Regions from separate parts of the Homo sapiens genome. Here region 2 is linked to region 1. Evidence: chromatin contacts called from ENCODE Hi-C or POLR2A ChIA-PET data. All regions are on one chromosome and are shown on one strand. The core of a region is the stretch at or near the end of the contact, and the rest is flanking DNA. Distances in the headings are between cores, read along the strand shown.

The links. A loop is a pair of places that touch in the nucleus more often than their neighbours do. ChIA-PET counts read pairs that join two places held with the same protein, here RNA polymerase II (POLR2A).
Region 2: a loop to region 1 is called in a map with no recorded cell type, with 2.1 times the contacts of the local background. The contact joins the enhancer-like site here to the promoter of LINC01865 in region 1. A Hi-C loop is called at or near these places in 1 of 37 single-sample maps with no recorded cell type. POLR2A ChIA-PET finds 5 or more read pairs at or near these places in 1 of 52 experiments (Panc1).

Annotation. Positions count from the first base shown.
Region 1 is chr2:315,013-317,588 of GRCh38, forward strand. It overlaps LINC01865 (long intergenic non-protein coding RNA 1865), which reads left to right and starts at 1,272. Exons shown (of 4, transcript NR_146953.1): 1 at 1,272-1,733. RefSeq lists an enhancer at 1-232.
Region 2 is chr2:633,324-635,899 of GRCh38, forward strand. No RefSeq gene overlaps it. Among named protein-coding and RNA genes, the nearest start is that of TMEM18-DT, 43 kb to the right of the region's middle. Within about 2 kb of position 1,293, at least 3 of the 41 ENCODE cell types and tissues checked have a DNase peak (open chromatin) inside an H3K27ac peak, as active enhancers do.

The DNA of each region.
Region 1 (2,576 bases), core at 22-2,521:
GACTAGAAGGACCTGAGATGGATTCGGTTCGCGGGGAACGGAGGTGCCCTAGCTCCCGTTCACGACCGCATCTTAAAAAGCAAAGTGAGCCAGTTTTTCGCAAAGATGATTTCACTGGATTTCCGCGTTTAGCGTCACGATATGGGGGCCTCCGAGCGCCTCTCTGGGCTTCCACACAATGGGCCACATCACGTTTCTGACCAGAGAAACACAGGTATCTGTGCTTGTAAACATCTGGAATTTAATTCGGTGGAAAAAATAACTTGTGGGGAGGGTGATACACATCTAGGTCTGTGTTCAGCTTGGGGGCTTGCCAGCCAGTGGCTTTTTTATCGTCTTTAATCCTGGGAGAGTTGTTACTGAAAGAGGTAGCATTTAGTGCAGCTCACAAATGCGTAACAATCCCCCACTTCAGTGAATCCAAAGAAAACACAGAGATTACAAAGCACCGTTTGAGGCCGGGATCAGGAGGCAACCAAGACAAATAGGTTTCTGTCCATTTGGACAGGAGCTTTGGGGGCTCGCCTGTACTTCCTCTCTCACTGGCTTTAGGTGACTAAACCTTGGGGCTATTCTGTCACTGCTGTGTAGAGCTGGCATCGAGGTCGAACCTGTTTCTTCTTCGAAATCTCTTGAAACAACTGCTGCTGACTGGGAAGGTACGGAGAGGCTTGGCTGCAGTGAGTGAAAGGCTGTCTCTCTTGACGGTGTGGCTCTGTTCCCCAAGTTGAAAACATTGAGGCGTCTGTCTGCAGCCCAGACACCTGCTGGGGGTCCCTCACCACCGTGGCCAGACCCTCCTGTCTTCTGGTCCCCTGTCCTGGAGGCATCTCACTGCCACCAGGAAGCTTCTCTGGGTGTGGGGGGGCAGTGGCCCCTGGACAGCTGACTTGTCAGGCTTAGAGGTTGCTTTGGTTTTGGCTTTTAGTGTATTTGTTCTTGGATATGGTTTGGCTCTGTGTCCCCACTCAAATCTCATCTTGTAGCTCCCATAATCCTCACGTGTGTGGAAGGACCTGGTGGGAGATGATTGAATCACAGGGGTGGGTCTCTCCCATGCTGTTCTCATGGTAGTGAATGGGTCTCACGAGATCTGATGGCTTTAAAAACGGGAGTTTCCATGCACAGCTCTCTCTTTGCCTGCTGCCATCCACGTATGACGTGATTTGCTCCTCCTGGCCTTCTGCCATGTTTGGAGGCCTCCCCAGCCACGTGGAACTGTGAGTCCAATTAAACCTCTTTCTTTTGTAAATTGTCCAGTCTTGGGTATGTCTTTATCAGCAGCATGAAAACAGACTAATACAGTTTCTACATGCATTTATTTAACACTTAACTAATTTTCTCACTTGGTCTTCATGAAACAGGTGTCTTTGAATTGAGGAGAGGAGAAAGAAGAGGAATGATTTTTTAAAAACCATAAAACAGAGGTTACCCAGTGCCTTCAAGACTAAACTTTATTATAGTTTCCACAGCAAGTAGCTGGAGAAAGTGCAACCAAGGCTGCAAAGTGGACAGCCGTGCAGTGCGCAGGGTGCGGGAAGGCAGAGGGGTGGCCCCGTGGCCCCTCAGCCCAGGAGTCTCGAGCCAGTGGCTCTTGGGGCTGTGGGTTGAAAACAGGCCAGCAGCTTCTAGCACGTCCCTCGCGGTGTTCTTCACCTTCTCCCAAGAATGCATCCCTCGCAATGCTCTCTCGTGTTCTCTTGAGGATACGCGGCTTTTGGCCATGGCAGCAGGTCAGTGCCCACAGGCTAGGATGCCAGCAAGCACCTGGGGGGCTGTGGGGTCAGCAAAGCTGTGTGGTGAGACTGGAATGCACCTACTGTGTTTCTGATAGACTGCTCTGTTTAGCTGAATGTTTGAAACATGGCAGATACTCAATAAATACTTTTAATGGTTAAATCAATTCATTTACTTCATTTGACCAAGAGTGGAAATTTTAAACAGGACATTGGGGAAAATTTTCCATCAGAAAGGTTTTTAATTATCTTTAAATCAAAATGGTTTACTTAGGTGATATTGAAGGCCCTGTCTTAACACAAAAAGCTATTTAAACAGTGTTACAATGGTTATTGCAGAAAGACTGTTCAGAAGAGCCTCATTAATAAAAATAGCAGTTAATATTCCGAGAGGAAGATTCTCTTATTAGGACAACCAGCAAGCACTCACCAAAAGACAGGGTAGGCCCAGAGTGTGTCTATTTGTTATGGGGACCCAGACAGTGTTTCCTGTATGAAAACTGAATAGCGCTTGTAACTTAGGGCATATGCTTTGCATATTATGGAATAGAGTTCAGATGGGATTTTTGTCTCATTGCTGAATAGATGGTTATGGGGCGGAAATAGGGGGTGCATGAGGGTCACCGCCCACCTTGGTCTGAGAGCATCCTCGGAAACTTGAATGTAGGTGGCCTGAGGGAGGCCTGGATGGTCCTGAGCTGCCCGGCATGGGCCAGTGTGGCTGAAACAAGTGATAAGAAATTTAATTTAACTCCCTGAATAGTGGAAAATGGACGAGTTTTGTCGAGCTGAGTCAGGGAGGAGTGTTGTAGGAGGCGGCGCTTGAGCGGCGAGAGAGAT
Region 2 (2,576 bases), core at 43-2,542, 320 kb after region 1:
ATCTGTCACCTCTGGTCCTGCACTAGGTCTCTGCAATCTGTGCCTGATACAAACCAGGGTGGCATTTTTGAATTAAATATAATCATGTCCTGTCCCTACTGAAACCCTCCAAGTTTTCTCCAATTCTCTTGAGCTATATAATCCAATGTCCTTCCGTTTCCTAAGAAACCTACATGATCATATGATGCCCCCTCTCCAGTGTCCCTGAAACCCCCCGCTGTGGTGGGGATGTTGCTCTCCCTTGGCTTCCTTTGGCCTGGACTGTTTTCCACTTAGTTGTCCCACGACTTCCTTTTTGTCCTTGATCTCATCTCAAGGATCCCCACCCCCTTCCATCATGGCCCCGGCTTATTTCTTAGAGAGCTGTCACAATCCGCAGCTACCCTGCTTCATTGTGTTTGTGTGTCTTTATCATTTAATTCCTTCTTAGAGAAGGTCTGCTCCCAAGGGAGGAAAACATTTTTATTTTTCTTACCTCTGTTTGTTTTACCACCTCTTATGTGGTAAGAGAAACAGAGGTAAGAAAAATAAAATGTCAGTCAGCATTTGCTGATGGGATAAATGAATGAAGCCAAGCAGTGTCTGAGGGGTCTAAGGGCCTGGTGCCCACAGACAGTGCTGTCAGTCGTCTCTTCACCCACCAGTCCCATCACGGTCTCGTCTCAGTTTTCTTCCTCTGTAATTACTGAATTGAGTGAGTTCACCTTTGAAGGGATAGCTGCTAATGACATCGCCAGATACAGAAGAACATCATGAAGTTATAGAAATATGCAGATGCAGGTATTCCTTATCATCAATGTAGGGTGCTGGGTGCTCCAGGGAGGCCTAGGAACATGGATGGGTCTGGTCCTGACCCCCAGTGCCCCAGCTTCTCACAGCACATGGTGCAGAAAAGCACCTGAGGGTCGGCAGCCGAGCGGGGAAGCAGCAGACACAGGCATGCGCCTGGGAGACTCGGCAGATACCACAGGGAGACTTGAGCCCGGCCCCCAGGGATAGCAGCAGGCACTCTGACCATCTGCATGCATATCTATCTGTATTTATTTATTTTGGGACAGAGTCTCACTCTGTCGCCAAGACTGGAGTGCAGTGGCGCGATCTCGGCTCACTAAAACCTCTGCTTCCTGGGTTCAAGCAATTCTCCTGCCTCAGGCTCCTGAGTAGCTGGGATTACAGGCGTGTGCCACCATGCCCAGCTAATTTTTCGTGTGTATTTTTAGTAGAAACAGGGTTTCATCAAGTTGGCCAGGCTGGTCTTGAACGCCTGACCTCAACTGATCTTCCCACCTCGGCCTCCCAAAGTACTAGGATTACAGGTGTGAGCCACTGCGCCCAGCTATGTGTTTATATTTATGTGCATTTCTGTATTAATTCGAAGTGACTCCCTTAGCCAAGATTCCTGCCACTCCTTTAATGTATGACTCAGGCACTTTGTCCTTGCTTCAGTGACTGTGATTTAGGTGCCTTTGATTGGAAGTTGACTGAAAGTTCTTGTTACAGGCGACAGACCAAGGCCGAGACTGAGAAAGAGACAGGAGAAGGGAGGGGAAGGGCAGAAGTCCACAGCTGGGAGCACAGGGATTCGGGTGACTTATGCTGGGGCCTATTTCTCGTTCATCCCTACAACTGGCTCAGGTCTCTGTGTTTTCCTACTGACATCATCTTCCTCATTACACATCACGCTGAATTTTTCAGTATGTCAATTCACGTCACTTATTTTAATTCCATCCAGTTGCGTGTGACAAACCTGAATATCCCATCCATTTCGTGCCCAGGTTTTTAGACTTTTGCTTCCAGGAGCATTTCCCAACCTTGCTGCTTGTGCACTGCGTGCCTTGGTCCCAGGCTGGAGCATCGTGTGAATGAATCTGTTTCCGGCAGGCATGGGGTGAGGTTTATATCAGCCTTCATTAAGCAGTAATCACAGCCTGCCGCTAGACGCACATTTCCCACACACATGGGATTGCAGGAAGCTAACATTCGCCTCTTCTGTTTTATTTTCTGCCACCCTTGCTTGAAAGTTCAATTCATGAGTAATATATTAGGTGGGAAGATAAGTAAGGTTTATCCTTTAGCTAACATTTATTACAATAATAACAAAGTACATACTATACACCTCATTGTTTATAATTGCAAAGTACTGAGGTTACCTATTTTGATGAAAAATGTCTTAAAACATTAAGATTTTAAGCATGATTACGTCCATATTACTAATATTTTAATTCTGCTACCTTAAATATCTATCATTGACACATTAAATATGCTATTGCAGGAAAGCTGATTTAAAAAAATCACAGCTTTAAATATATATTATATTATTTCACAATGGCTAAAATTCCTTTTATATGTTGAGGTTGCTTTTCATTACTCATGAGTCAAAAGAGCTTTATAATCCTCTTATTGACGGTATCTTTAACTTTTTTAAATGAAAATTTTAGCTGAAGGTGAATATATTTTGCTTAAAAAGTTAACATGGACAATAATACCTCATGTCCCCAATTGATTTGGCCTTGGCATATGACATTTGCTATCTCTTCAGTAAACATATTTGTATAATATCGAGCATATTATGCAAT